Regions from separate parts of the Mus musculus genome. Here regions 1, 3, 4 and 5 are each linked to region 2. Evidence: chromatin loops called from intact Hi-C (ENCODE). Cell type or tissue: heart. All regions are shown on one strand. Region 1 has its middle 7.3 kb from the start of Gm33638. Region 2 overlaps Gm46038 (a long non-coding RNA gene). Region 3 holds the start of Gm29243 (predicted gene 29243). Region 4 has its middle 26 kb from the start of Gm34853. Region 5 has its middle 13 kb from the start of Gm29243.

Region 1 (5,000 bases), 300 kb after region 2:
TGCCAAGTCCAGGCACTTACTCAACATCTACATCCAGGACAGCTCCAGAGAAGCAACCCACAGATGCTCAACCTACTCTCAGAGACACAGATGTTTCTACTGGACCTGCTCCTCCCTACCCACAGATGGTCCCACAGACCCTGGACAGCAAGGAAACAGCCAACTCTTCTAAGACTGGACCAACATCCCCATCTCCATTTTCTTAGGTGTTCCAGAGACACGTCACCCCAAAGTTAGCAGGAAGTAGCAAAAGATCACAATGACCCTATTCCTGCTTCACCATCAACCTCTTCCTAGTTTCTCATTTTTTAACTAAACCAAAATGGAAGAATGTCAGCATTCCTTCTAGGCTCCACCCAACAATTACCTAGCAACAGCTAGGTAGGCCGGGCTTGCTATAAAAAGGGCTGCTTGGCCTTTCTTTGCTCTCTGACTCTCTGACCCTTTCTCTCTCTCTCCCCTTCCCCCCTCCTCCACATGTTCCTCTCTCTCTCCCTCTCCCTCTCCCCCTCCTCCCTCTCTCTCTCTCTCTCTCTCTCTCTCTCTCTCTCTCTCTCTCTCTCTCTCTCCTTCCTTGTCCCTTCTCTTTGTCTACCTCTACTCCCTCCTCAACTCTCCTTCCTATGCTCCCCAAATAAACTCTATTTTATCTAGACCCATCATATGGCTGGTTCCTCGGGAGAGAGATGCCCCCACCACCACACCATACCACACTGTATAAAACATATCCTTGGCTTTATAATATACATCAACAAATATAGCAGACTGCCTTAGGAGTCACTATATTGCTGTTTCATTAATAGAACAAAAGGATTTGGTTTTCCCCTAGGTCCGGTCTATCTAGTCTCAGGTCTCACTAGAGACCCCACTGTGGTCATAAAACAGGTTTTCATATTTCTTGTGTATGTATGACATTAGTCTCAGCATCCAAAACTGATTCTGTCCACCCAAAATGTAGAGGTCTGCTGCCTCTGCAGGGAACATAATATCACACATTGAAAACCAGTGGTTTACCATTGTATGTATAATTCCAATTCTAATGACAATACACTAAGCAATATTAGCAATCTGTTTATGGTTTTTGAAGAACCACAGAAGTCCTATCTGCAATCCACATCGTCCTCTTGTCTACCTAAACAGAATATGCAGTCAGCTGTTGTGGAAAAGGAAAATGATATGTGGTTAGTTGGCCACTCATTCATTTAGGATGTATTTACTGAATGCGGACCGTGAGACAAGAATCATTTGAGTGATGTGAATACAGAACAATACAGACAAAAACAAAATAAAACACCCTGGCCTTGCACATCTTACATGCCAGTGAATAATACAATATAAAGATGTAGTGTTATGAGAAAACTCCAATAAGGTGAGAAAGACCTAAGGCGTAAATAGAGAGTTGTAATTTCTAATAGAACATGATTTTTTTTCATCCTTTCACAACCTTCTGCATGTAAACAATGCATCTTTATCATATGTCCCATAACACCCCCCTATCCACTCCTCCTAGGAGTCTACACACCTCCTCCCCACAAATACCCCCTATCCCCCCCCCCACTTCCTCCAGGAACCGGCAGAGTCTCTCCCACACACCCCACGCCCTCTCAATGTGTGCCTATCCCCCTTCACAACCATTGAGTGCTATAAGTGCTGCCTGCCAGGATGCTGGCTGGTCTTGTTGACTTGATCATGTCCCCGTAACCATAGTTATCATGAGTTCAAAAGTACAATAGCTGTGTGCACCCCTACAGCAGCGTTTCACATCCCTCCTCCCCATCCTCTGGCTCAGACAGACTTTCTGCCCCTTCTTCCTGAGGTTCCATGAGCTTTGGAGAAGTGATTGATGCCCCATTTAGCACTGAGCACTTAGTGTGAGCCACCTGGTGACCAAGCTGGGGAGACATGGGAAGGCTTGTGCTGCAGCGTAGCATGACCTGACCTAACTCATGCAAGTTGTCTGTCAGAGGACACAGGACTGAAGTGACCGGGGACAGCTTAGACAGTAACAGAAGAGTTGAGAAAGACTCCAAATACACATATATTTTGATATTTGGGAAAGAGTCAGATCCCATATGACTGAAAGTGTAAAACTAGGGATTAGGGAGATGGCTCAGTCAATAAAGTGTTTATCTCACAGCATGAAAACCTGAGTCTAGGGGGCTGGAAAGATGGCTCAGTGGTTAAGAGCACTGACTGCTCTTCTGAAGGTCCTGAGTTCAAATCCCAGGAACCACATGGTGGCTCACAATCATCCATAATAGGATCTAATGCTGTCTTCTGGTGCATCTGAAGACAGCTACAGTGTATTTACATATAATAAATAAATAAATCTTAAGAAAGGAAGAAAGAAAGAAAGAAAGAAAGAAAGAAAGAGAGAGAGAGAAAGAAAGAACTTAAGTCTAGATCCCCAGACCTGCATAAAAGTCAAACGCAAGTGTACCCACCTTCAGTCCCAGTGCTGGGGAGGCAAAGGCAGGAGGAGCCCTGGACTTTACTGGCCAGCTTACCTAGCCAAATACTTAAGTCCCAGATTCAGTAAGAGAACCTGCCTCAAAAATTAAAGTGGAAATCGATTGACGATAGCTCTCAGTGTCAACATGTGGCCTAAAGAAAGCGGGCACACACCACAAACACACATCATTTATAGCAGATGTTACCCCTATTACCATGTCAGAGAACTTTTTGTATAAAAAGTAACTTTAGAAGAAATAACTTATCGCTCATAACAGTCTGCAAAAAAATTATCTACCTAGAAAGTCTACAACAGCATAACCTGATGTACATTAACAGTTTAAGATAGAAATAAATAAATGTAGTTAAAGGGATTACACTGTCCTGCAGTAGGAAGTACTACTTTGCAAAATGGACCATTGCTGCCCTCTAGTGGCACAAGAAAAACATGAGCTTAGAAACCAGGATAGCCAATGCCTCAAAGAAATACACGTTTTCAAATGTGGGTTTTCTTTCTACCATGAGTTGCTTTATCACAACTTTTTCTTCTTAAGACATATTATTTTTCTTTTATGTGTATGAGTGTTTTACTTGCATGCATGACTGTGTACCATATGCATGTCTGATGCCCACAGGAGTCAGAAGATGTTATTGGATCTCCTGAAACTGGAGTTGCAGATTGTTGTAAGACACCATATAGGTGTTGGGAACTGAACCTGGGTCTTCTGCAAGAACAGAAAGTGCCCTTAACCGCTGAGCCATCTCTCTAGCACTCCAATTTTCGATAGGTGATATTATGAACAACTGTATAACATGGAAACCAGGCACTGCCCTACCCATTGATTAATGTATGACAATCACTATAGCTATAAAAGCGAGTAGTGAAGTCTGAATGTATGTGTGTGTGTGACTCAGTACTGAAACAAATGCTTGCCACAGGCAAGACCCTGGGTTCAGGTCCCAGCAACATCAAGAAAGAAAAAAAAAAGGAAGACAGACAGACAGACAGTTATTAGCAGTGATATCAACAACCTAAATCTCTCCTGTGTTCATAACAAGCACACACACAGACTCACAGTCACACAAACTGCACACACACATTCTCTCTCTCTCTCTCTCTCTCTCTCTCTCTCTCTCTCTCTCTCTCTCTCCCTTCTTCCCTCCTTCCCTCTCTCCCTCTTTCTCAGTCTACAATCCAGGATCTAGCCTTCAGCTACCGTTCCAGCACCATGTGTGCTGCCCTGCTCTGCATCAGCTCCTGCCTCCCGGTTCCTGCCCTGCTTGAGCTCCGGTCCTAGCTTCTTCCAATGATAAACGGTGCTGCGGAAGTATACACTAAATAAGCCCTTTCTCCGCTGAGTTGCTTTTGGTGATGTAACCCTAACCATGACACCATCCTCCCCTTCCTCTTGTAAAAGGTGCCTCAACATCCCAAAGGCAGCATTCGTGAACCCAAACGGTTTCTGAGAAACGTAGGTGCATTTCCTTCTGTTAGCCTGTTGGATATCCTAGAGAACCCCCTTCCTCCCTCTTGGGCAACCTTTGATCTCTACAGACTGTAAGCAAGGGTGTTCCTGAAGCCACTTATTAAAGCCCTGTTATGGGCTCCCCCCAAAGCAATGGCTGCCTATTCACCCTAGATTTATTCCCTGAAGAGCATGGAGGCTGTCTTACTGAGACAAAGATGGACTTCATCGTGACTCAGTTACCCACCCATGCAGAAAGTTGGAAGACTGTGTCCAGGTGGCAGGTCTTCCGACAGTCACGTCCTGAGTCCACATTTCGGCATGGATCTCAATATTCTACAAACCCAAGCAGCACATACACTGAAGATATAAACTGCACTCATCTGGCCAGGCAGTGATGGCACGTGCCTTAAATTCCAGCATTTGGGAGACATAGGCAGGTGGATTTCTGAGTTCATGGCCAGCCTGATCTATAGCATGAGTTCCAGGACAGCCAGGGCTATACAGAGCAACCCTGTCTCGAAAAAAACAAAAACAAACAAAAACTGCACTCATCTGACACCGTTGTCTGGAGTGGCCATGGCATAAACATGTGTCCAAAATCTATCTACATTGCTAAAAATTGGAGAAATAAAAAATATAGACAGCATCTCTCAATAAAGGTATACACAGATTAGAATTATGCTATGATGATGTGAAAGACATAGACAAATTTGCTATGAAAACTGTTTGGAAGGCATGAGTTCTAACCAAAGAAACCTCTTGCTTCTAAGTAGAGAGGCCGTCCCCAGAGCTGAAGGGGAAGATGCAATGGAGGGAGTGGGACACACCAAGTTTTCCTCTCCTTTGATATTCTTCTGAATTATTTGAATTTTCTACAGGGGAAAAAAACTTGTATTACTTTTACTTCTTATGGAATATGTATATAATACTTAAAATCACTAAACTATGTAAGGTCACAGAAAATTCAGTTTTTAATACAGCTCAACAGTGTGTGAACTAGTGAGAAGACCACTTATGGTAAGAAGAAGAAGAACAGGATGAAGGAGAAGAAGAAGAAGGAGGAGGAGGAGGAGGAGGAGG
Region 2 (5,000 bases):
TTCTTTGCCCTTTGTGTTCTCTCCTTTATGGCTCATTCCTTTTTCCCGTGTCGTTCCGCTGTCCATTGAGGTCTTGAAATGTTTCCTGTTGATTTTTAGTGATTGAGATGTTAGATAGTGAAGGAGTGTGTGTGTGTGTGTGTGTGTGTGTGTGTGTGTAAGCAATTGAGAGGTGCTCCCTGTTAAACAGCTATTCTGTTGTGGTTGGGGGTAGAGTGGGTTAAGCCAGGCGTTTTACTTCAGCCTTTCCAACAAAAAGGGAAAAGCGGGAATTGCAGCGCCGCTGAACAAAAATGATTTCCACACTCTCCTGGTTCAAATGAGTCTTTTTAGTGCCCTGCTCCCACCCCCTCCAAACACCAAGATGGGACCTTCTCTTTATGCACACAATTGTTCATCTCTAACAATGCACTTCTGCTGGGAAGGGACCCAGCGCTGGAACCTGAAGGGCTTCCACTAGGCTGGCACAAACCCCTTTGCCATCTGATTTAGAGAGGGTCCTCTCTTCTGTCTAGAAAGACATTGTTTTGCTTTGATTGAAAGGTTGATAGCAACCGCGGTATACATTCAGCGACTCGCTGTGATGTGGGTGGCACTCTCCATTGTCTCTACTGATTATACTGGCTGGTTCTGAATTGCGTTCCCACACTGAGGCGCCCCTATGGAAGACACGGACACTGAGCATGCCACAGACAGCGGTTCAGAAAGCTCCATTAGAGCCTCTCTCCGCTCTGCCTCCATTCACCCTCTGGGTGGTAACAGGAAAGGGCTTCAGCATTGAAGAGCACGAGGAAGGGAAATGAATGACCAGAAACTCAGATGGGAAAAGAGATGCTGACACAGGCCCGGGGAACAAGTGACCCTGCCCCAGCAGAGAAAAAGACTGGCAGTTTCAGGGCTTGTGGCTCTAGGGTGAAGCACGTGAGCACCCTTGGGTTGGGGCTCATCTCAACGTTTAGGGTTTGTTTTTTACTTCAGGAAACAAGCTTAGAGAGATTTCAAAACAACCTGCTTCAAATGCCTCGCAGTGTGTGGGTAAGAAGGGACTGGCCTTCATGTTCCCTCTCACAGCGTGCTACTTCTCAAATGTGTTATTTTTCCTTCACCGTTTTCTCCTCAGACCTTCTCCGTGGCTTGAAATGAAAACTCAACCTTTGGAGCCAGCAAGGCCTCTGTGGTCCACAGAAGGCTCTCGGTGCATATTGATCAATAAAGACCCTGTTCTGTGTCTCAAAACCAGAGAGCTTCAGGCCCTCTCCAAACCAGTCCTATATCAGCTGTACAATCTCAGGGAAATCCCTGACAGAGGTTCCTGACAGGGCTCTCGGGTTCCCTTTCTGTAAAATGGGGATGGGGATAATACCGCCGGGAGGAAGGGGGCGGTGACTGAGAATAAGGTAACGCTTATAGGATAGCTGGCGCCATGCTATTTTTAAGTCAGGCATGAGCTAATTCTTCAAGAAAGGGAAGTAAAGACATGGAGGAGTAACTTGGCCTTGAAGTGTTGAAATCTAGGATGTCTACAGTCTCTGGCAGGTGAGACAGTACCTCTTTCTGACTCCTCCATCATCACCTAGTCATGACGGTGCAAGTTTCAAAGGCCCGGTGAACATCATTCGCTTCAAATGCAGTATCTGAAGATGTTGGGGTTTTTTTTGTTTGTTTGTTTGTTTGTTTGTTTTGTTTTAATTATGGTAGGAACTAGAGAAGTGATTCACTGGATAGCATTTGCTCTATCAAACAAACCTAAAGCAGACTCGGTAGCACGCATCTGGAATCTCAGTGCTGCTGTGGTGGCATGGGTGGTGGAGACAGGAGAAATCTCTGGGAGCTCTAAGGCCAGCTAGCCTGCCAGCAGTCAGATACACATCGGTAGGCGAGGCTGACCTCTGATGTGAGCACGGGAGAGTGTGTGTGTGAGTGTGTGTGTGTGTGTGTGTGTGTGTGTGTGTGTGTGTGTGTGTGTGATATTTGAAAAGGAAGCTACATATGCAAGGATTGACTCTCTTCCCTCTTAGCCCTGTGAGCTGGACAATCTGTTTCACAGCCCAGCATTGCTTGCATAACAAAGGCTTGGGACCATTGACTGCCATCTTTCTGGGATTGATCCTAAAGAAGCTAGTCCCATGGTTGAATTGGATCGCACGACTCCAAATTGAATTTAAAACAAAATTTAGACAATACCTAGGGCTTCACGGTAGCACAACCCACAGGAGACACTGTCAACTGGTATGTCCACAGTAGTGAGTAAATGTGCTGCGATAGCCAAATGTTTTCTTCGCAGATGCTATAGCCTTCATGATCTATTTCCTTTCCAAAGCTCTGCTCAGTAGCAGCTATTTCTAAAGGGAAATCCATATTTCTATTGTTACCACTGCAGTATATAGTTCTAGTTAAACTGGAGTTTTTGACATTTAAGGAGAAGAGTGCCCCCTAGTGGAGGTAAATCCAATCCAGTGGTAGCCAGCAGGCCCCAGCGTTACAACCTATTAACTAGGACTCTCATTTGGGAGACTTCTATAATTCTCTTCCCAAAGACATGCATGGCTTAAGGGTCTATCACAAGATAGATGCTTTATTAGGAATAACAAAAAGAAGGTGGATGTTGTGTTTCCATGAAGGGTACCGACCATGTGGGGGAAAGGATTAAGAAAAAGATGGTGGTTGAGAATAGGCCTAGACAAAGTAAAATGGATCATGTCCTAGTTAGCTTGTCAACTTGACACAAGTGAGAGTTATTTGGGAAGAGGAACCTCATCTGGGAATACGCTCCCTTCAGCTTGCCTGTAGGCAAGTGTGCCGTGTATTCTCCTGATTCATGAATGATATGGGAAGGCCCAGCAGGTGGTCCTGGGTTGTATAAGAGCACAGGCTAAGCAAGCCATGAGACAGAAAGCCAGTAAGTGGCATTGCCCCCATGGCCTCAGTTCCTGCCTAAAGTTTCCTGCCCTGGGTTTTCTCAGGAATAGAGAGTAAAATGTAAGGTGCAGTTAACCTTTTCCTTCCCAAGTTGCCCTTGGGTGTGGTTTTTATCACAGCAATAGAAAGCAAGCCAGGCCAGGCGACAGGCAAGACCATACTTCTTCTTGCTTGCGCTTGATCTCAATCTCTCTCTCTCTCTCCCTCCCTTCTTCCCCCTCTCTGCCAGTGTGTGTGTGTGTGTGTGTGCTACATGTGTGCATGTGTGTGCAGAGGTCAACGGTCAACATCAGACGGCTTCTTCTATTGCTCTCTACTTTATCTTTTGAGACAGGGCTTTCCACAGAACCTGGGGTTCACTGCTTCAGCTGAGCTGACTGGCTAATAACCTCAAGAGATCCTCTCACCTCTCCACCAAGTGCTGTGGTCCTCAGACACTGCTGTGCACAGCGCCTACCTGGGCACAGAGGACCCAGGAGCAGGTACACATTCAGTGTCATTCTGGTTATTGTCTAATATTTGATTCTGAATGTGGGCAGAACCTTCTGTAGTGTAAGTTATATTCAAATTCAAGGTGCCAACAGTAAATCAACTTGCTTGCAAAATCCCTGGACACTTATCCATCCCCCCCTGCCCTTCTGTAGTACAAGGCTGCAATCTGTGCTTACAGGTTTGTTCTTCAAAGTTCTTTAGTAGCAGCACACGGTGCCCAGAGTTTGGGACACCTCAGCTTCCTTTGCCCTAGTATCCGACACTAAATAAGGCACAATTTCTGCCCCTAATAACTCATGACAAGTAGAGAAGATGGTAAATACATTTCCCTGGCAGGCATTAATAATCAATGACAGAGTTCATGGGCAGCTCTTTTTGTCTTTCTTAATGTAGTGATCCATGTGACTCTTACTTATTCATCTCAGTTGGAACTAAAAATAGACCCTCTCTTCATTCTAGCAGATTCATTCATCCCAGTATAAATTCATTAATCGCAGGGCATCAAAGGTGTAAAGGAAGAAAAAGAGGGCATCCTAGACAGACTCCTTACTATTCTCGCCTAAGCTGCCTCTGTCTATGGACTTACCTCTATATGAATGTCATCTTAGGATCACTATGAAAACTGCTCATTGTCTGAGGGCTGCCCCAGCTGATGACTGGGAAGGAGAACACCCAAGTCAAGGGTCTGTGTGAGAAGTGAGACTGACTGCAGAGGGTGGGAAGGCTGCCATCTCTAATTAGAAGGCTCGAAGGAAGCCAAGCTGTGTTTTAGGGAGGATTCCAACATCTGTGCTCTGCTTCCTTCACAGGCAGCCTGCCCCGAGGGCCCTTTAAGAAGAGGCTCCACACTCACCTGGTACACACTACGGTTGCTTCTTCCAGCTTTACATCCTTGAATATGGTCCAGAATTGTATGTTCAAATTCTACCTTTGGCCACAGAATGAGTCTCCCCAAACCCCAACCCCCAGTGGAAAAGAAGGGAACAGGTTCTCTTTTATTCCCTTTAATTTATTTATTTATTTATTTTACATCCTAATTGCAGCCCCCTCTCTCCTCCCACTCCCCCTCACACAGCCCTTTCCTTCCCCTTCTCTGAGAAGGGGTAAGCCTCCAATGGGTACCAACCCACCCTGTCTCATCAAGTCACTTCAGGACTAGGCACATCCTCTCTCACTGAGGCCAAATGAGGCAGCTCAACTAGCGGAATGAGATCCACATGCAGGCAACAGAATAAGGTAACAGATAAGCCCCCAACTCCAAGTTGTTGGGTGGGACCCACTTGAAGACCAAGCTGTACATTTGCTACATATATTTGGGGGACCTACGTCCAGCCCATGTTTGCTCTTTGGTTGGTAGGTCAGTCTCTGGGAGCCCAAGGGTCTAGGTTAGTTGACTCTGTTGGTCTTCCTGTGGAGTTCCTGTCCCCCTTGGATCCTTCAATCCTTCCCACAACTCTTCCACAAGACTCTCTGAGCTCCATCTAATGTTTGGCTCTGGGTCTCTGCATCTGTTTTGGCCAGCTGCTGGGTGGAGCCTCTCAGAAGACAGTTATGCTAGGCTCCTGTCTGTAAGCATAACAGAGTGCAAA
Region 3 (5,000 bases), 270 kb after region 2:
ACTCACGCATGCGCGTGTGCACACAAACACACACACAGGCGTGCACACACATATACTGAAGCTGAGACCAGGTTAGGTTTTCTAACTGCTCCTACCCAGAACCTCATGTTTATTATATGCACCAGGAGGAGGGGTTAGCCGGACCCAGCAGTAGATCTCTGTAGGCAGCAATAACAAGCGATAAATATGCAGGAGCAGGAAGCCACCATTGCTAGTCTCTGCACACTCATACTCGGACTCTCAAGGAGAGCTTTGCGGTTCCTCCTGAGTCTGGGCCATCAGCTTTACCAATTCCCCACAGGCCAATTGGGCTTGGAGTCCCTAACAAGCCGTGCCCATGTCAAAATAAACCTTCACTCTGGGCTTTACTTATTCAAGATCTCCTCTGATACCTACACTTTGGGGGCAGGGGCACTAAAACATAGCAGCAGTTGATCACTCATGACTCAGAATGACTCACATATTGGTAAAGATGTGGAGGCAGAAGATGACATGGACTTGCTAAGGAGCTGGCCAATGTAAGGACACAGGAAAGGTAAGAAATTAATAAAGCTCTTTTTCTCTGTTATCAAAACTCCTATTTCACTTATTGTAAAAAGAAAATGTTAAAGAAAGATGGAGAGGAAAATAAAAATGGATTTCCTCTATCCTCCAGACAAACACCATGAACTTCCTAAGGTTACTGCTTAAGTTATTAAGGATTTCTGTTGCTACATAGAGACACCATGACCATGGCAACTCTTACAAGGGAAAACATTTCATTGGCGACTGGCTTACAGTTCAGAGTTTTAGTCCATTGTCATCATGGTGAGAAGCATGGTGGCAAGCAGGCAGGCACGGTGCTGGAGAGGTGGCTGAGAGTTCTCATCCAGATCCTCAGGCAGCAGGAAGAGAGCACAACACTGGGCTTTAGCCTCTGAAACCTCAAGTCCACTCCTTGTGACACACTTCCTCCGACAAGGCCACGCCTCTTCCGACAAGGCCACGCCTCCTCATAGTGCCCCTCCCTATGAGTCTATGGGTGTCAGTTTCATTAAGATTACCAAACATCTAGACATTTCTCTGTGCATATATTAGAAATACTTGCTTTGGATAGTTGCAAGTTTACGTCTAATGGTCTCTAATAACTTTTGCTTGTAAAGTTTTTCAGTGTAATCGTCCTATTTTTGCCCAAACCAAAGTTCACATCAACTGCTAGATTTCTAGCATTCTTTGAAATCTTTTTCTGTTAAAAAGAACCCTATTTCCTGCTGTTGAAAGACGCAGGCAGGAAGTTTACTTCAGACCGTGGCTTGTCGAGGAAAGGGTGATATACCAGCTTCGGTGAGATTTTTATAAAGGAGCTGCCCTTGTTGTGTTTGAGAATAGAACCCAGAGAAATTGGCAGACAGCATTGAAAAAAGGTTTTAGACTTTGGAGGCCATAGGGGTTAAAGCATGTGGCGCTCAGAGCCTCTCTGAAGCCACAGACAGCCTGGTAAGGACGCCACACAGTCAGCTTGTTACATAAGACCACGCGTGGCTCTGCCTCCCCGCCTTCGCTTTTGGGGGATTTGGTTTCCTGTCAGGAAACAAGGTGTCACCAAGAGAGCTCTCTTCACAGAGCTGCCTTCAGGGCTAATGAGATCACGACTTCTGAGCTCCTCTGAGAAGCAGGCTACCTAGATTGAGGACAAACATTGCTCTAATCGGGTTGTGGTTTTTTTTTTTTTTTTTTTTTTGAAAAGAGCCACGTGGCTTCCTTGCTTCCTGTAGGATGGTCAGTCCTGGCTCCAGGGGCACCCGGGAAGTTTCCGGCTCTTTCTCTTTCCATCCCTACCCCAGGGAGAGCCTCTGTGTTTATTCCTGCTTGCCATGCCAAGCTTCAATTGGTTCCCTCAGGAGCTAGCCCCCATTACAATCCAAACTGATGCAAAGATCACCAAATATCAAGGGCTGGAGCTGAGCAACCCTAGAGGGTGTACCGCCCAGATTCTGCTCGGAGGGCTGCCTGGGGTTTCGTTTGTTTTTATTTCAGCATATCCTCCAATGGATGCACCTTTGCTATGTACGTTCTTGAAAACACCGGAGCAGTGTAGTGCATTCCCAGAAGCAAAGGGAAAGGCAGGAGTCTCTCTCCAGCTGGGTATCCATCAGCATCTCTTTGCATTTCAGAGCCTCCGGGAGCATCCTGCCAGGGACTCAGGAAAGCGACTTTCATTAAGCCACACGTACTGGTGCGGCCTTCAGTTTCCCTGAGACAATGCTAGGGAAAAAGGGGGAGAAAAAAAGAAAAAAGAAAAGAAAGGGCAAAACTATTCTGCAGCCAGGAGTACCCTCTAGTGTTCAGTTGAAGCCTGAACTCTGGCTACAGCCCACAAGCCCAATAAAAATAATGGGAGGATCTATGTGATTATACCGAAGGTTGCCTCTCCGGAGCAGCTGCAGTTTTTGCTTCATTGACCTAAGCTTCACAAGTCCCTTTGAAAGTACCGGGGCTAGAAAGTATAGTGCATGCTTTTAATCGCAGCACTCGGGAGGCAGAGGCAGTTCGAGGCCAGCCTGATCTACAGAGCAAGTTCCAGGACAACTGAGGCTACATAAAGAAAGCCTGTCTTGGCAGGGAAGTCGGGGGTCGGGAGCTCTGGAATGAATATGGTTTTTTAAAGGAAGATTCAGTCACTTATACACTCCCCAACAGCAGTTAGTATCTGGGTTTAGCCATGGAATAGAACTACATCTTACATCATTAAACTAGTTTCGATGGCACTGAAGTTGTAGAAAACATCGAGGCTGTGGTTGGAAGTTGAAGAGTTCAAGGCCAGCCTGGTGTATAGGTGAGACCCCACTGGCAGAGGTGTGGGCAGGGGAGGCGGGGAGGCTTTGTACTCTGCTGGCATCATTGTAACTGAAAAGTAACATAATCATATATTTAAATATCAAGAAGTAGCTTTCAAGTCTGACAGTACAGAGTCTACTGTGTGGACACGTGCAAAACCCAACTAGTTTGGAAGATGTTGTAATGACAGCTGCGTTCCAGTGGGGGCTTGATTAGGGTTTGGGGGTACGTCTTTTTTGTTATCTATGTTTTTGTAGCTGCTCTGTTTTGTCTCAAATTGCTTGTTAATACATATCTAAGCTGGAACAAAGCTTTCCTGTCTGTAAGGCCCTTCCAAAGCCAAGCTAAGTAACTAAGTGGCTCTGAGATGCCAAGTGGAGTTCCATATGATCATTTCAAAGCTTGTATTTCCAATGCCAAGGATGCTATTAGTTAAGAATAAAGCACAGTAAGTGTACAATAACAGGAAAATTTTCAGAAGCACCATGGATTATATGAATGGTAGATGAATCATAGGAGCATCAGATGAGTAAAAAGTTGTGAATAAATCAGAGGACAAAGCTAATAGCCACCACCAGAACTGTGTGCGCATCCTCTTAACCAAAAAGTTCAAAAATCAATTTAATATGTTCCATATTGTTGAAGCTTATGGTTTGTTCTTGGTTTTTGTAAACTTCCTGGACTTCAGAACTTTCTATGGTAATGGACCTTGGGGGTAAGAAAGCTGGAATTGGGCCTGTGAGACGGCTTGGTGCATAAAAGCTCTTGCAGTCAAGCCTGGAGGCCTGAGTTTGAGCCTCATGGTAGAAGGAAAATCCAATTCCCACAAGTTGTCCTTTGACCTACACACACACCACTGGCATATATACAGAATACATATATGCACACTCTGTGTGTGTGTGTGTGTGTGTGTGTGTGTGTGTGTGTGTGTGTGATTTCAGAGAGATGGAATTTCATAGGCCTCTGCTTTGTTTATTCTTTGTATTCATGACCAGGGGATGCTCTTCCAGTCTCAGCAACTTATCCAGTTTCCCAGAAGTGTTCTCACAAGCAGAGGCAGAGTAGCCAGAACAAAGTGGCTGTCTACAGAGCAGCTTGCTAATGGGCAGATCACTCTTGCATTGCTCTGCCAATATCTGACTGAGACACTTACAGAAGGAAGGATCTATCTTGGCTCACAGCTTCAGAGGGCTCAAGCCATCATGACGTAGAACGTATCACGGAGCAGTACAGTTCATATCGGCAAGAGCCCCTTCGTGAGCTTGTTCTATCAGCTACACCCTCACCTCCTACCAGTTCTACAGTCTTTCAAAATAGTACCACTAGCTAAGGAATGAAGATTCAACTTGTAAGGTGGAACAAGGCAGGAGGAAGAAATTTGGACCTGAGGAGTTGAGTCCCAGAAGATGGAGATGACCCCAGGAGGGAATGGAGGCAAATAAATGTTACTTGCTCTCCCATTGTTCTGACCTGGAACAACTCAAGGAGAAGCTTAAGGCAAAGCATCACAGCAGAAAAGTATAGCATTGTGATGTCTAGGAAGCACATAAAGACAGAAAGAAGAAGCAAATGTCTTCCTACCAGGCTCCATCTTACATAGCTCCCACCACCTCCTTCCAATGACATACAAAGGCTTCCTTGGCAGAAACTGAGTGAGTTTCCCCATAAGCTTAAGCAACTTACGAGTCACACACAGGCCTCTTTCTGTTTCTACCACTGTTACATACCCTTGAAATGTTCTGGCTTCTTTAACCTAGATCTTCCTAGATAGGAGTAATATTCCTGCCTCTGGCCATCTCTCAGAGCAATGGGATGGGTGCAACAGATGACAGTGAGGAACTGGAAGCCTCAAGATTTAGATGAGCAAGATTTAGAGAAATTTATGGAAGGCTCCCATACCGTAGTGGTTTGAATATCCTTGGCCCAGGGAGTGGCACTATTTGGCGGTGTGGCCTTGGAGAAGGTGTGTCACTGTGGGTATGGGCTTTAAGACCCTCATCCTAGCTGTCTAGAAGTCAGTATTCTCCTAACAACCTTCAGATGAAGATGTAGACCTCTAAGCTCCTTCTGCACCATACCTGCCTAGATGCTGCCATGTTCCCACCTTGATACTGGACTGAACCTCTGACCCCGTGAACCAGCCCCAATTAAATGTTGTCCTTATGAGAGTTGCCTTGGTCATG
Region 4 (5,000 bases), 980 kb before region 2:
GGAACCGTCATCCCTGTGAATACCTAGTTGCCAGGACTCCACAGCCTGCTGTCAGTGCCATAGGGTCTGCACTTTTCTTATACTTGAAGTCATCTCTAGATACTTCATCTTCTAAACACCCAGGTAAATGCTGTGGGAAAAGCTATATGCAGTATTGTTGGGGGAAGGTGTCTGCTTACGTTCTAGTCAAATACATTTCTTTTCTAAAAGATTGCTTTGGAGTGCCCTCAGATGCCAGAAAGACCCATTAGATTCACTGGAACTAGAATTACAAGTAAGCTGCTGTTTTTATTTATTTAATTTATTTTTATTGGTTATTGTATTTACATTTCAAATGTTATCCCCTTCCCTGTTTCCCCTCTGCAAATCCCCTGTCCCACTCCCCTCCCCCTGCTTCTATGAGAATGCTCACCCACCCACTCCTGCCTCACTGCCCTAGAATTCCCCTCTGCTAGGGCATCAATCCTCCACAGGACCAAGGGTTTCCCCTCCCATTGATGCCAGATAAGGCCATCCTCTGCTACATATGCAGCTGGAGCCATGGGTCCCTCCATGGTTGGGTACTCCTTGGTTGGTGGTTTAGTCCTTGGGAGCTCTGCGCGGGGGAAGGGGGGTTCTGGTTGGTTGATATTGTTGTCCTTCCTATGGGGTTGCAAACCCCTTCAGTCCTTCCCATAACTCCTCCACTGGGGTCCCCATGCTCAGTTCAATAGTAAACTGTATTTGTTAGGCTCTGGCAGAGCCTCTCGGGACAGCTGTACCAGGTTCCTGTCAGCAAGCACTTATTGGTATCAGCAACAGTGTCTGAGTTTGGTGTCTGCATATGGGATGGATCCCCAGGTGGGGAAGTCTCTGGATGGCCTTTCCTTCAGTCTCTGCTCCACTCTTTGTCCCTCGTGCAATATGATTAATAACAATTTCGATACAAGTCCTTTCCTGATTGATCAAGAGAACAAGGTAAGTCTGTAAGCTTGCTATGCAATGTTGCTGTCCTGAGCTAAGGGCTGTTCTTGCATGCTTAATCACTACTCTTTTGAACTTGGGTTTATTTTCTTCATTGATTTATCTTTGACAGTGAGACCACTTCACTTTAGTCCTGAAATACTTACTATCAGGACTTCTGGTTTTACTTGCCTTCTCTAGGATACATCCTTAGCATAGCACATCCTCAACCACCTCTAAGTTTAATTGGCCTTTGTCTCACTATCTTAGTCCCTTCTATGATGTTGACACAGCCACACACCGGGCCTCCATGGAGAACAGGTTAACTTCTCCATGTTTTGAAGGCTGGAAAGGCCAGTGCCTAAGTAGTACATTTGGTAAGGGCCTTCTTGCTGTGTCAACAATGATGTAGAGAAAATGGTAGCAAGAAAATGTAAGAGCACACTAGCTTCCATCTCTCTATCCATAAAGCTACTAATTTTGTCATGAGGACCCATCCTTTTTACCTCATGAGACCTCAGTTACCTCTCAAAGGCTCTACCTCTCAGTGCCATCAACATAGGCATTTGTGATGTTTCCAAGACATGAGCTATGGGCTATTTGTTCAAACCAGTGCTGTGTTCTGGTTTGATTTCAATGTTGCTGTGATAAATACCACTGCCAAAGCCAGTGGGGGAGGTATTTATCTTAGGAGGCAGTGCAGGAACTAAAGCAGAGGCATGGAGCTTGAGGAAAGCTGCCTAATGGTAGCATTGCCCACAGTGGGCTGCACCCTCTTACATCAGTTACCAATGGAGGCAGTGCCTCAGATGCCTACAGGCCAGTCTGTTGAGGCATTTTCCCCATTGGTAATCCCTCATAACTGGGTTGGGATAAGCCGACAGATGAAGCTAACTAGGAGACACTGTCCCTACCGGTTCCTTTCATACAGTTGTCTAAAGTGTTGCTCGCACTGTCCCGGAGCTTACATTTTTCACAAGATAAAAGTCAAGCCTCTGGCATTTAGACCCTCCAGTCTTCTTTCTTATGTTTTCTAGGTTTGAAAGCAGCTATCTGCCCTGGACTAATCCTGACACACTCCTACTTTTGTCCCCAGAAAGTAGTCCATCAAGCTTGGTCTCTTGCTTTGGCTTTTTCTTTACTAAAGACTTACATATTTATTTTATGAATATAAATACACTGAAGCTATCTTCAGACACACCAGAAGAGGGCATCGGAACCCATTACAGATGGTTGTGAGCCACCATGTGGTTACTGGGGATTGAACTCAGGACCTCTGGAAGAACAGACAGTACTCTTAACCAATGAGCCATCTCTCCAGCCCCTTGCTTTGCTTTTAAGAACTGGCTTTGAGCCTAGCCTTAGGGGCCTACCCTGACTTTGGAAATGTCTTCTGGTGTATTTTCTGCACCATTGGTGCCGCCAAGTTTCATGTTCACGATTTCGTCCATGTAGGTTCTTGCATATTGTGTCCTCAGACTCTAACATACAATGTATCCTTGAAAACAGGCATGGTGAAATATATTCCTGGAAATGTTGGTGGCTTATATCCTAATTAATCTGAAGAAAGAATGGCTACCTGGCTAGGTTCCATGTTCTTGTTCCTATGACTCTCAACGTCAGAAATGTTTAATCCTGTCAATACTTGGCTTTCTCTCTAGGTGACAGAAGAAGCAAGCAAATGCTAAATCCATGCCTAGTCTGTCTCTGCGCTGCTAATTTGAACAACTCTCCAAGTATTTTGACCTTGAAAAGGTCATTCATTGCCTACTGTTTTAAAGCAGTAATTCTTCAACTTTTTATTTACATAAATACTTTTTGAAAATTTAGAAGGAAGCTAATTCCACTGCACATTTTTATTTTGGTTTGATTTGAGACAGGATCTCACTATGCAGTCCTGACTGGCCTGGAACTTGCTATGTAGATCAGAATAGCCTTGGACTTTCTGGAAATCCACCTGCCTCTGTCTCTTGGTAGTGATGGGATTAACCGTGTAAGCCGCCACACCTGGTTCCATTGCACATTAAGTTTCCCTGGTTTGTTGTTGTCAGTAGATAGACTATTTGCCTTAGTATAGATACATTTTAAAATAGTCATCATTGTTTATGGGAGATACACTCTAAATGCTATAGAAGTTAATAACATATCCATATAGAAAATAAATGGAGAGGGGCTGGAGAAATGGCTTAGTGGTTAAGGGTAGCAACCATTTTACAATGTAAAATGACCATAATCTACCTTAAGGGATCTGACACCACTTCTGACTTTCATGGACAACTGTATTCATTTGCACAGATGTACGCATAAGCCCCCAAATGAAAAAAGATTTTTAAAGTATTTCATCTTTTTTCTTCAATTACAAGTTATTTCAGCTGTCCTTTCAAGATCTTCTAATACAGTAAAACCACTAAAATGCCCATGTTGGGCTCAAAAGATTGATGTGAATGTAGTATCATATTGGTGCAAATGAAGGAAAAGTTTCACATTATGCTGTCCTACAAGGGGTAAAAGCAGTGAAACAGAAGTGGACCATTCCCTCCCCTTGGGAAGTCCCAAGGAGTCTCTGTACTGTGGCTGTCACTAGGGCTCAGCTCCTGTGTCTGATGGTGGCCGGGCTGGAGGCCAGGAGCCCTTCCCATTGGGTCAGTTGATCCTGTCCTTGTATTTCACTGCATACTTCTGTGCTTGAAAGCCACAGAGGTACTTAAAAGTTTTTGATGTTAAGGTAATGTAAAATGTGGAATAATCCTTTTTGGGGTGATTCTGGGGACTGGACTCAGGGTCTCGTGTGTAACTACAGTCAAGCATTCTACCACTAAGCGATATCCATGAACGAGCACCTGATAGTCTATGACTACTTATTAAAGCTTGTGTCCATAGAAGTGTGAGTGTAGCCCCTACATAAAGGAGGCGGAATGGAAGTAGCTCTAAAGACTGGTTTATTCAGTTTCTTAAATCCCATGCCAAAGATTACATTGTGATCTACCTACAAAACTTGGGTTTTAAAAAGTCATCAGCTAATCATGGCTAGCTTCTTGGTCTCGTTGAAAACAATTAGCTGTAGGTTATATGACTGTTAGAAGTATTTGTTATGTAGCATTATATATCTGAGAATACAAACCCAAACAGTTGTACCAATGCTTAAGTGCATATTAATTGGACCTACTGATTCTTAGGGCTTCAAATTATTTTTCAATACTATATAGTACTGATATTATGTATGACAAATACCCATCATATAACAAGATCAAAGGAAATACCTATCATTAACTCAACCAAATCAGTCTGATTCTTGCCAGAAAAGGTGACTTGTGAATTCTAAAGACCTGAAAACCATCAAGCAATATAGATTGTCATACAAAGGTGATTCAAAGGAGCAGGAGCTAAGAGTACTTCTGCAGAGGACCTGGTTTTGAGTCTCAGGGTTTACATGAGGTTCACAACTATAGATTACTCCAGGTCCAGGGTACTCAATGCCCTTTTCTGACCTTCTAAGGTTCCAAGCACAGGGTATGGACACATATATACATGCAGACAAAACACTCATCCATGTAAAGTTTTAATCTTTTTAAAGAAGTTATACAAAGCAATGAGGATTAAACCTGGGTAGATTTACCAGATAAGATTCAGTGTTTTGCTTCTCTAAGCTGTAACGAGTCAGTGCTTTGGATGAAATTGTCATGTATACGCAAGTAGATGGGCCCTTTTCTTTCCGTAAAAGTATGTGTTGAACTGAGATGTTTGGAAGAATCAGGACGTAAATGAATGCTGTGTGACACCAGAAGAAGCAAGCTGACCTGGCAGCTGGCCTCATTTGTTTTCTGCTAGTAGATGGTAATAATGTTGTGAGAGTAATAAGTAAACCGGTATTTGTAGTGGGGGTAAATGTTTTATAGTATGATTCAGAAATGTTATGTGTGTAGATTTTATTCAGTTCATCATGGAAATTTTGATAGTCTAGAAAAGTGTTCCATGTGACAATGAAAATAAACCACCAGAATATAGTTTTGATGGTCCAAAGGTACTGATTTAGTCATTGTTCTAAGAATTTTATGGGG
Region 5 (5,000 bases), 280 kb after region 2:
TTATTTACTGGCTTGCTCCCCCTGGCTTGCTCAGCCTGCTCTCTTATAGAACCAAGACTACCAGCCCAGAGATAGTCCCACCCACAAGGGGCCTTTCCCCCTTGATCACTAATTGAGAAAATGCCTTACAGTTGTATCTCATGGAGGCATTTCCCCAACTGAAGCTCCTTTCTCTGTGATAACTCCAGCTGTGTCAAGTTGACACAAAACCAGCCAGTACAGCACCCCATGATGATGGGAAATCTACTGGATGAGTACCTTTTTGTCCCGTCTCCAGACACTCTCTTTGCTCATGTGACCCATGTCAGTGAGATTTTCATTACTGTGAATAAATACCACAGAGAAACATCTCAGAAAAGGGTTTGTTTGAGTTCCTGATTCAGAAGTTCTAATCCGTAGTCAGCTGGCTGCATTACTCAAGGCCCGAAAAGAGACAAACATCATGGCTGCAGAGTGTATGGAGGAAGATCTCGTCACGTCATGGTTGGCAGGAAGCATAGGGATAGGGTCTGGGGACCTGGAGCATCCTTCAGAGACAAAACCCCAACTGGCCTACTATTGTGTCCCACTCGACCGGCAAGAAAGACGCAACAAACCGGAATCTTCCGTGGCAAAAGCTTTATTGCTTACTTCTTCAGGAAGACCCTGAACCGGGAAAATGGTGCAGCTTTTATAACCCATAGCGTGACGTTTCAGCACCTGATATGGCGTGACAGCTCCTGATTCGTTGCTCGCCCATCACCCCACTATTACACCCCGAGAATGGGAGTGACTAGGAGTGAGTTCACTCTCGCACCTGCGTACAAGGCTTGTTTACTAGTTAGGCACAGCGGAGGCCAGCGCCATCTTATAATGGCGATTGCTCGCTGCACGGCTCTCCACAGCCTACTTCTTCCACAAGGGCTCCACTTAGTAGATTCCATGACTTCCCCCACATAGTGCCCCTACCAGGGGATCAAGTGTTCAACAAGGAGCCTTCGGGGAACATTTCATAGTCAGATTATAACATTGTCAAATAGTCCTTCTTTTCAAGATGTATTTATTTTACATATGTGAGTACACTGTCACTGTCTTCAGACACACCAGAAGAGGGCGTCAGATCCCATTACAGATGGTTGTGAGCCACCATGTGGTTGCTGCAAAATGGAACTCAGAACCTCTGAAGAGCAGTCAGTGCTCTTAACCACGGAGTCGTCTCTCCAGCCCACCAGACATTCTTCTAACAGCAAACACCACCACCAGTGGATCTCATTCTTCAAGAACAGCCCATCTCCTGGAGGGAACATGGGAACACACCCTTGAGTATTTCAAGTTGAGTCCACAGCTGAAGACAATGCAAGTCAATAGCTAATCACTAGGTATATCCACATACACAGATATGTTTATACTATGAAGATGGTTTCGATGGCATGGTGAAGACTATGGGTTGAATTGAACCAAATCATAAAGCCAGTTTGTACTTAATGATTTCCAAACTAAAGATTCAAACTTGGCTTGATATTTCCTTCACTTACAGTTTCAGCATGATATGCAGAATTCTCCAAGACAGTGCAACAACATGGGTCACTGGCTTTCACAGCAGTTCCCCATGAGGATAAAGAATGTCTTTATCTAAGAAACAGCTCTGTATGTCTGCACCCTGCTTCTCACTACACCAGTGGCCATCTTTGGGGACACCAAGCCTGGCTACAGCCCATATCAGGGAATATAGTACCACCATAAAATAAGTGAATAAACAACTGGACTGTTTGTGTGTGGGTGTCTAGTTAAATGAAAGGAGCACACCAAAGAACACAGGAGAAAGAAGATGTTTCCAAACATGTGAAATGGCTTTGTTTAAAGTGGTGCAGAAAGGAATCCATCCGTTTGCACCGAGAGAAGGAATCAGCCATCGCAGTCCCCGCTCCATAGGAAGGAAGCTGTGGATGTGGGTTTTCACAGGCAGACTGGAGCCATCTGGTGGAGAACAATGAAAGCAGCCAAGAATAAGAAGAATCTGTGGGGCTGGGGTGATGACTCAGCGGTTAAGAGCATGGCTGCTCTTCTGAAGGGCCTGAGTTCAAATCCCAGCAACCACATGGTGGCTCACAACCATCCGTAATGAGATCTGACGCCCTCTTCTGGTGTGTCTCAAGACAGCTACAGTGTATTAATAATTTATAATAAATAAATCTTTGGGCCGGAGTGAGCAGAGGTCCTGAGTTCAATTCCCAGCAACCACATGATGGCTCTCAACCATCTGTACAGCTACAGTGTACTCATATACATAAAATAAATAAATACAGCTGAGGAAGGAGAAGAAGGAGGAGGAGGAGGAAGAGGAAAAGGAGAATCTGTGAAAATCTGTAAGGGAAGGAGGGAACCACATTGCAAAAGCAGTGACTGGGAGGATACTTATGAATAAATTGAAATTCAACAAAATTAAACAACTTCCTTGGGATGAAATAGGAAAGTGCAGTCAATATGAGGTTGTTCACCTCTTGGTAAGATTTAGATCAAATATGAACCAAAAAGTGAAGAATTGATTCTGAAGAGCTTCAACTACAAGTTACAATTATTCTGTCCTGAACCTTCCACCTTTGCTTTTTCTTGAACCCAGGAATATGCAGCGCCAGTCCCATGGTTTTGTCTTTGTTTTTCTTTTTGGTATACAGTTTCATGTAACCCAGTCTATGTAGCTGTCTTAGTTTGGGTTTTATTGCTATGAAGAGATACCATGATCATGGCAACTCTTAAAAAGGAAAGCATTTCAATAGGACTGACTTACATTTCAGAGATTTAGTCCATTATCATCATGGCAGGAAGCGTGTCAGTGTGCAGGTAGACATGGTGCTGGAGAAGAAGCTGAAAGTTCTAAATCTTAATCTGCATGCAGCAGGAGACTGCCACATTGAACGTAACTAGAGCATAGGAGAACTCCAAGCTCACCCCCATAATGACACACTTCCTCCAACAAAGTCACACCTACTCCAACAAGGCCATACCTCCTAATAGTGCCCCTCCCTGTGGGTCAATCATTCACACACATGAGTCAATGGGGGGGGGCCCATACCTATTCAAACCACCACAGTAACTAAGGAGAACTTTGACCTTCTAATCCTCCTGCCTCAGCCTGCAAAACCCTAGGACTACAGGTACATACTGCTATGCCTAGTCTATGCAATGCTGGGGATTAAGCCTGGGTCTCAAAGCATCCCAGGCAAGCATTCCACTTGTGACAGCCACAGCCATGATCCCTGATGCTTTGTTTGTGCCCCAGAAGCAAAGATGGGATTCCTGCTGTCTGTCTGAGCCCCTTACACAGAAGTGCAATGACAACATTTTTTCTTAAGTTTGTGCTCCATTGTCAGTACCACGCCATTATCATTGGTGGCAACAATAACATTTCAAATAGGCTGCTGTTTAGTCAAAGAATCAACAAAAATGTCCTACCTCAACTGCATAAGAATTACAAATATTTGCTTCATTCTGGTCTAGTTTAGGAAGAGATGTTGTTGGGCTTGAAACTTGTAAAATGGATTTGCTGAAGGCTTACTTTTATGCTAATGTGAGTCTGAGCTTGCTCTTAATATAAGCGGAACATGCAGGCTGCTACTCAGACAGTAGTGTCTATGCCAGCAAAGATATTCTTCTCCAGGCCCAATCTCAAAGGTTAGACATGCAGGACCAAAGGACAAACCAACAGAAGAGAAAACAGCCCATTATCAGAAGTAATTGATGACAGCCTGGTCTAGGTGCAATGGAGAAGTGAAACAGCTGACACAGCAGCCGGTACTTGTAGCCTACAGGCAGGAATGGCACTGATCCAGACTCCCTTGCAGCTAGTGAAACATTTCTGATCCAGGCAGCACAAAAATGCTAGAAGAAAAGTACTTTCCTTCCTGCGAGAGAAAGGCTCATTATCAATGTTCTACAAGTGTCCCTTTCTTGATTCTTTCCATTATCTCTGAGGATCTACAATAAAACAGAACTACAGATTTCAGTTTAAAAGAAGAATGTCTAAGTCCCAAAGTGAGCATATGGAACAGTGACCCATCAGGACATCTCACATCAGATTCTGACATGAATTACAGACAAATGTATATTGCTTGCACCTGTGTGTTAAGAGGATAAGAACTATTTGCTACAGCCACTGACCCTCACTCTAAGGATGCTGCCCATGTTGCTCACTTACAAATTAAATGTTATAAGGACACAGTGTGATTGAAAGAAGCTAGATTTATTTGGTACATCCTAGCTGCAAGGGAGTCGGGAAATGTAGCTTTTCTGGTGTTGTTTTCTGAAAGCAGTATTCTGAACATGAACAATTAATTACTGAGCTGTAGAAAATCAACAACCAAAGTGTTATCCTGACAGAAACCAAACTATTTCTAGAAGTTAGAGCCCAAAAAGCCAATAACTACAATTGACTTGCCAATTTCACAACTAGTCACAGAAATGCAAAATTATGCTCACTCCCAAAACAGGTGAGCAGTATTTTACAACTACTTTATTGTAAAATACTAGCAAGGTGGTGGTAGCACGCATCTTGGATCCCAGCGCTTGAGAGGCAGAGGCAGAGGCAGGTGTATCTCTGTGTGTTTGAGGCCAGCCTGGGCTACAGAGTGAGCTCCAAGACAGCTACATAGTGAAACCGTATCTCAAAAAAAAAATCAAAACAAAACAAAAACAAAAATGTTTAAGTTTTAATTTGTCAGTGATGTGGACAAATAGTACCATTATATCACATTGGTGAAAGAAAAGAATTACTGCACCCATTTTGGAGAATAAAGCTGAACACCAAATAGTTAAAGATGCAGACTGAGACTCAGCCCAGCAAGTCTGTGTCTAGACATCTTAGCAACAGGGTATTCCACCCTGGCAGCTAAATATCCAGAAGTGACTCAAATTGATTTCACACACTGCCCATTGATCACAACTAGTCAAACCAGAGGCCTGACTGCAGGACAATATTCTTCCCTCATTCTACCTCAGGAGGGGGTAAAAATCAATATAGGTTT

The links. Peaks named below come from ENCODE experiments on the same cell type or tissue, not always from the same donor. Only the 100,000 strongest peaks of a DNase experiment are listed, where the experiment ranks them.
Region 1: a loop joins it to region 2, with 6 times the contacts of the local background. A loop is called at or near these places in 22 of 42 quality-filtered maps.
Region 3: it touches region 2 in a loop (3-fold over the local background); 11 of 42 quality-filtered maps call a loop at or near these places.
Region 4: it touches region 2 in a loop (3-fold over the local background); 4 of 42 quality-filtered maps call a loop at or near these places.
Region 5: a loop joins it to region 2, with 2.8 times the contacts of the local background. A loop is called at or near these places in 11 of 42 quality-filtered maps.

Annotation. Positions count from the first base shown.
Region 1 is chr8:34,177,960-34,182,959 of GRCm38, reverse strand. No RefSeq gene overlaps it. Among named protein-coding and RNA genes, the nearest start is that of Gm33638, 7.3 kb to the right of the region's middle. In heart, a CTCF peak has its summit at 2,882 (motif pointing left); no DNase peak of the experiment used is centred here; H3K27me3 peaks cover 754 bases.
Region 2 is chr8:34,482,564-34,487,563 of GRCm38, reverse strand. Gm46038 (a long non-coding RNA gene) reads right to left here. Exons shown (of 3, transcript XR_001778545.1): 3 at 1-85. Among named protein-coding and RNA genes, the nearest start is that of Gm40489, 3.9 kb to the left of the region's middle. In heart, a CTCF peak has its summit at 2,444 (motif pointing left); no DNase peak of the experiment used is centred here; H3K27ac peaks cover 418 bases.
Region 3 is chr8:34,212,734-34,217,733 of GRCm38, reverse strand. Gm29243 (predicted gene 29243) reads right to left here and starts at 904. Exons shown (of 4, transcript NR_166073.1): 1 at 778-904. In heart, a CTCF peak has its summit at 2,329 (motif pointing left); DNase peaks (open chromatin) are centred at 953, 1,543 and 1,853; H3K4me3 peaks cover 1,186 bases; H3K27ac peaks cover 1,364 bases.
Region 4 is chr8:35,459,916-35,464,915 of GRCm38, reverse strand. No RefSeq gene overlaps it. Among named protein-coding and RNA genes, the nearest start is that of Gm34853, 26 kb to the right of the region's middle. In heart, a CTCF peak has its summit at 2,603; no DNase peak of the experiment used is centred here.
Region 5 is chr8:34,201,099-34,206,098 of GRCm38, reverse strand. No RefSeq gene overlaps it. Among named protein-coding and RNA genes, the nearest start is that of Gm29243, 13 kb to the left of the region's middle. In heart, a CTCF peak has its summit at 1,962 (motif pointing left); no DNase peak of the experiment used is centred here.